Linked DNA regions of Homo sapiens: region 2 is linked to region 1. A link is an interaction called in ENCODE POLR2A ChIA-PET data of the cell type or tissue named here. Cell type or tissue: Panc1. All regions are shown on one strand. Links, peaks and the distances in the headings refer to the core of each region. The heading gives the core; the rest is flanking DNA. Region 1 has its middle 260 kb from the start of AGAP1. Region 2 has its middle 60 kb from the start of AGAP1.

Region 1 (2,915 bases), core at 296-2,795:
GGGAGGCCGAGGTGGGCGGATCACGAGGTCAGGAGATCGAGACCAACCTGGCCAACATGATGAAACCCCGTCTCTACTAAAAATACAAAAATTAGCCGTGCGTGGTGGCATGTGCCTGTAGTCCCTGCTACTCGGGAGGCTGAGGCAGGAGAATCCCTTGAAGCAGGGAGGCGGAGGTTGCAGTGAGTCAAGATCATGCCACTGCACTCTAGCCTGGTGACACAGCAAGACTCCGTCTCAAAAAAAAAAAAAAAAAAAAAAGAGGGAATTAAGCAGAACACTAAGATTACTCCAGCTCCTTGGTGATAGTAACAATATCTAGGTGGTTCACATCAGTGTGGCACTTTGTCATTTTCAAAGCACTGTCATGTGTAAGCTGGGCTTCCGTTTGTACCTTCTGAAGTTTCAGGGCTGTATTCACCTTATTTCATTTGGGCTCTATTGAAGGCGAGGTTGAGAGAGATGCCCAGTAACAACACAAAGCCATGCTCCGCATCCAGCAAGGAGCTCTCAGCTCTCCTGGGTCCTCTCCTCTCATCCCACAAGAGCACCTTGAGTGGGTGCATGAGGATGCAGATTTTATAGACGCGGGAAGTTAAGATGGGGGAATTTAGGTAATATTCCTGATATTGCACAGCCAGTGAATGGAAAAATCAGGAGTTGAGCATCTGGGTCTGCATCCACGCCCAGCACACTTAGCACTAAGGCAGGGGTTCTCACAGTGTGACCCCTGCACCAGCAGCATCAGCACCATTTGGTAACTTGTTACAGGTGCAGATTCTGGGGCCTCCCCTGACGCTGCTGTATCAGATCTGCTGGAGGTGGAGCTCTGCCTTTTTGCAAGCTCTGGGATGATCCTAATGCTCTCATCTGTATGTGCAAAGCTGTAGCTATCAATGGCTGCTAACTGGTGGATGATGACTTGAACACAGGTGTTTTGATCTCCATACTCTTTCAATGGACGATATCAGCTGTTCTCAGTCCCACCTGAACATTGAATCATTTGGAGAGTTTAAAAGCAACTCACCGACAACAAAACCAAAACACACAAAGAAAGAAACAACCACATTCTCCAGGCCCCATCCCAAGACTATTAAGTCAGAGTTGCTTGGGGTGGTGCCAGGAGCTGCCTTTGTTTAGAGCTCCCAGATGCCAGGCAGCTGTTTCCCCTGACTGTCTGATAATCCTTGGCAGTCGGTTTCCATCTAAGTGCCAGGCCTTGAAAAGCAGACTGCAAGCTCTAAGCTCTGTGTGTGGGTGGGGCTGCTGGCTGTGTGGCCACTGGAAGGGTCAGTCTCCACTGCAGGGTGATGGCCCAGGATGCGTCTTTGGGGACACTCCCATGTTGTACACTTTTTTTTTTTTTTTTTTTTGAGACAGAGTTTCACTCTTGTTGCCCAGGCTGGAGTGCAATGCCATGATCTTGGCTCACCACAACCTCCGCCTCCCAGGTTCAAGCAATTCTCCTGCCTCAGCCTCCCAAGTACCTGGAATTACAGGCGTGCGCCACCACACCTGGCCATTTTTTTTTTATATTTTTAGTAGAGACAGGGTTTCTCCATGTTGGTCAGACTGGTCTCAAACTCCCGACCTCAGGTGATCTGGCCACCTCGGTCTCCCAAACTGCTGGGATTACAGATGTGAGCCACCATGCCTGGCCCCACGTTGTACTCTTAATGCTCTCTAAGTGATTGTACCCTAAGGTGAAATGCTAAGTGTTCACCTCTGACTGACCAGAGTCAGAACCTTCTTCTCTAGAAGGTTCTCCTAGTCTCCTTCCTGAAGGAGGTGTTAGGGGTCAAGTGGGGAATAAGCCTGGGGTCTGGGTGTCTGAACCACCTGCATAAAACCTTGTCGTGGAGTTTGCAGGGGCTGAGGCATGTATCTATCAGATTGCTTCTCTGCTTTCCCTGTTTAGGTTCACCTGCTTATACAATTTTACTGCTGTTCTCTCTTCTTTCATTATATCCTTGAAGGTTTGTGCTTTAAAAAAAAAAACAAGAAAAAAAAACAAGAAACTTTTTTGTTGTTTTAGTGATATTTCAGGAATAAGGGTGACTCAATGGATGTGTTAAGCCTGCCACTTCTAACCAGAAATCTGTACAAAATTTCCTATGAGAGTCCTCCTTCATCCTAGCCTTTGTCCAGACACACTTCCCTTGCTGTCTAGAGAAGCAGCTTCCTTCTGTCCTCATATGCTTGCATCGTTCCTTCTTGCCTCCCTCTCTGCCAGAAATGCTCTTCCCCCTGCATTCTGATGGCTTAATTCCTCTTGACCTTTGGAGTTCAGTCCCAGATCTGTCCCCTTATTGGAGCCTTCCCTGCAGCACCTGGAGCTGTGCTTGGGTCACACTGTAGTGTGATCTGATTATATGATTGATGTCAGTCTTCCCAACTAAACCGTAAGTTCATGAGGCCACGAACCTGGCTGATTGTGTGTGCCATTGTATCTATCTCCTCTACCCAATGCATATTTTTGAATAAATAAATGAATGAATAGGCAGGTGGGGGCTTGAAGGCCTCTTGATTTTGGCAGTAGTGTAATGTAATGTGAACAGGCTTCACAGGCCGGTGAAGTTGGCACATTCCGAAACTCTCTCAGCAATACAAGAGCAATTCAGAGCTACCTTGATCAACAAAAACCAAAAGCAAATGAAACCAGGCTTTTACTGAAAATATCTGTAAGACCAGAAACACACAGGTAATTAACACCTTCCCCTTATACTCCTATTTAATATTTAATTTCTACTATTGGCATCCTAGATAAAGCTGAAGCTAGGTCACCTGCATTGGGTCCTTTCTTTTACTTCTTATCAAAAACCTGGCCATCTGATGCGTTAGGATCTCAGTAGAAAGGAAACAAAATCCACAGGGTGTTGGTGAGTTGATTTTTGTGGCAAACTTCAGGAACTTTC
Region 2 (2,915 bases), core at 135-2,634, 200 kb after region 1:
TTATCTGAATCTTCCGATATTTCAGCAATGATCACATATTACTTGTATAATAAAGCAATGCTAAGTTTCCAAGATGAGCTTTTATTTAGTAAGATGCTCTGACTTTTGTGCCAACTGTCTAGAATAACTCCTCTGCTCGTTTTTAACATATTTTAGTGGTTGCAAGTACCGGACTATTTTTGTGTCATTCTAGCCTATTAACCCCTAGATGTGTTGATTTCTAGAAAAAAAAAAAAAAACAATCAGCACCTTGGGGTATTAGTAACCTGCAGGTGCTTCCCTAGATGAAGGAAAAGCCTAAATATAGAAAATTCAACTGTGAGAATGCACTCATGCCGGTCTGTGATGTGAACGTAAGCAGGTTTTCTTCCTGTGCCCTGTGAATGGAGTGGGGCGTTTAGGCGGATGTCAGGCTACAAGGCAGCTGTCTACTCTGTGCTCACATCCCTGACTCTATTTCAGGGCCATTTGGCACCGTATGCCCACACCATCCTGTTGGAAGGAGCCCAAGGGAAAGACCACTGTGGCTAAGGGCACAAAAGCTAGTCCGTGCCAAGAACCTTCACAGCACTCTGGCTTCACAGGACATGACTTGACCCAAGCAGACAGGCTCTCTCCCCTCGGAGAACATAGCCGAGAAAAGAGCCACTTGCCCAGGACCCACGGAGACATTCCCCGGACTTACAGAAATAACTTCCCCAAAGCTAGAAGGGACGCCACTTCACATGTGTGCCCTCCTCCCAACCGAAAATTGAATCACAGCCCAGGACACGGTCTCCAGCGTGACCTTGAAATGCTTCCTTGCACATTCGTGACCTTTTTGGCAGGTTTAAATGGTTATAAGGGAAATATTTTTGTAATTTCCATTAAAGGGTTTAAGTTGAGTAGTATAATTCAGCCTTAAATATTTCACCATCATTAAAAAGAATTCTCATTTTGTACACCAAAGGGAGCTGCTCTAAGCTTGCCTTGAAACTGTCAGCTGAGTTAGGCAGAATTTTGAGCTTGTAAATGCAACTATGGAGAAAGAGTAGAAACTCATTTGGGGAGGAGAGGAGTGGGGGGAGAAGAAGGCTGATTCCAGGAAAGGAAAACAACTCAGCTGGGAGAAAGTGTGGCCTTTCAGAGGAGGCATATGACTCCATCCTACACCTAAATCACACACATCCTACATCCTAAATCACAAATCCATCGCAAAAACAAAGTGTGGTTTGAAATATATGGAGGAGCTGGGTGTCCACCAGATGTCTCATTTGGCTAAAAGAAGAGCCTCTGGAAAGGTCTTAGCTAGTTTTAATAACAAGTTCACGCTAAGAAGATGGCCACGGCTAGGAGAGGAACTGACACTGCTGATATAAGGCTGAGCAACACAAGATCTAATGAGTGCAGTGGAAATGACGGAACTTGGAAGACAGCCACCTTGGCATCCATCATAGCCAGGAAGGGAACTGTGCAAGGCCAGTGACACAGCTGATCTAAGCTGAGGAACTGTGACTTGAACAAATGTCACCAAAGAGCAATAGACCCTACTGAGCAAGGGAGCTTCAGGTTTTTTAAATGTTGACCAGGACCAGGTGAAGCACTATAGAAAACTATCCTTTTTTCTTTCTTTCTTTCTTTTTTTTTTGAGACAGGGTCCTGCTCTGTCACCCAGGCTGGAGTACAGTGACATGATCACAGCTCACTGCAACCTCCACCACCTGGGCTCCAGTGATCCTCCCACCTCAGCCTCCTGAATAGCTAGGACCACAGGTGTGTGCCACCACATCTTGCTAGTTTTTATATTTTTGGTAGAGACAAAGTTTCACCATGTTGCGCAGGTTGGTCTCGAACTCCGGAGGTCAAGCAATTCACCTGTTGGCCTCCCAAAGTGTTGGGATTACAGGCTTAAGCCACTATACCCCACCAAAAACCATCATTTATGTTGACATTGGTCAGTTAATCAATGCTCTGTGGTCATAATTTTCCCACAGCTGTTCATGACTGCATGAAATATAATCCAGGTCAGACTGTAAACCCTTCACCCTAACAATATCATAAGGTTTGGGGACCCTCCTGAGGATGTCCCCCAGATTCGGTGTTCTGCTCATCTGCTCCTCCAACCTCCCTATCAGGAAAGGCTTATCATGTGCACAGCATGCCCTGTTGGAGGGGGACAATTTCTCGTTCCTAGTGACTGCCTTACACAACTCTTTAATAATAAGAAGATCTTAAATATTTCAGAAAGCATGCAAAACTGTCTATATCCATTCCCTTTCCATTTCAGATGTGTTTATTTTGTACCTTCTTTCACCTTCGTCTTCTCCATCTCCTTCAGTGTTGGACGGAATGGTCCCCCTTTGCCAGTTACTTCACTATTCTGTAATGCAACACAACTTCATTCGTTTAATTCATTGCCACAAACATTTTTTTTGAGTGCCAACTATGTGTCTGGCGTTGAGCTAGAATCTGAACGTACAGGAATACATAAGGCAGAGGTCCCCGTTCTCAATAAACTTGTAGGACAGAGAAACTCTCCATGTGCTTAGGTGGGCTGTTGTCAGAGAGGTGGGTTTCTGAACCTCAAATGCCATTTGGCCTCCTTGAAAAATGCCCTGTTGTGGAAAGACTCTGAAACAGTCCCCATGATCCCAGCTTCCTGGTGTTGGCACCTTCCTGTGGTGCCCTCTGCTTGGGTGTGGGCAAGACCTGTCACTTGCTTCCAACTAACAGAATATGGCAAAGGTGATGGGATGTCAGTCTGTGACTACGCAACATTATATAAGGCTCTGTCTCAGCAGACCAGATCCCCAGCCAGTACACTGCCTCTTTCCATTGCCGGACATGCTTTTCGCCAGGGAAGTAAGCAACTCCACACGCAGAGGTCAAATGTCACCTCTCAATGAACCCTGTTCTGACCACCCTGATCTCGCACT

Evidence for each region. ChIA-PET counts read pairs that join two places held together with the same protein. Peaks named below come from ENCODE experiments on the same cell type or tissue, not always from the same donor. Only the 100,000 strongest peaks of a DNase experiment are listed, where the experiment ranks them.
Region 2: POLR2A ChIA-PET joins it to region 1 with 7 read pairs; 2 of 35 experiments call an interaction of 5 or more read pairs at or near these places.

What each region holds. Positions count from the first base shown.
Region 1 is chr2:235,237,562-235,240,476 of GRCh38, forward strand. No RefSeq gene overlaps it. Among named protein-coding and RNA genes, the nearest start is that of AGAP1, 260 kb to the right of the region's middle. In Panc1, for the core only: no CTCF peak of the experiment used is centred there; no DNase peak of the experiment used is centred there.
Region 2 is chr2:235,432,730-235,435,644 of GRCh38, forward strand. No RefSeq gene overlaps it. Among named protein-coding and RNA genes, the nearest start is that of AGAP1, 60 kb to the right of the region's middle. In Panc1, for the core only: no CTCF peak of the experiment used is centred there; a DNase peak (open chromatin) is centred at 1,278.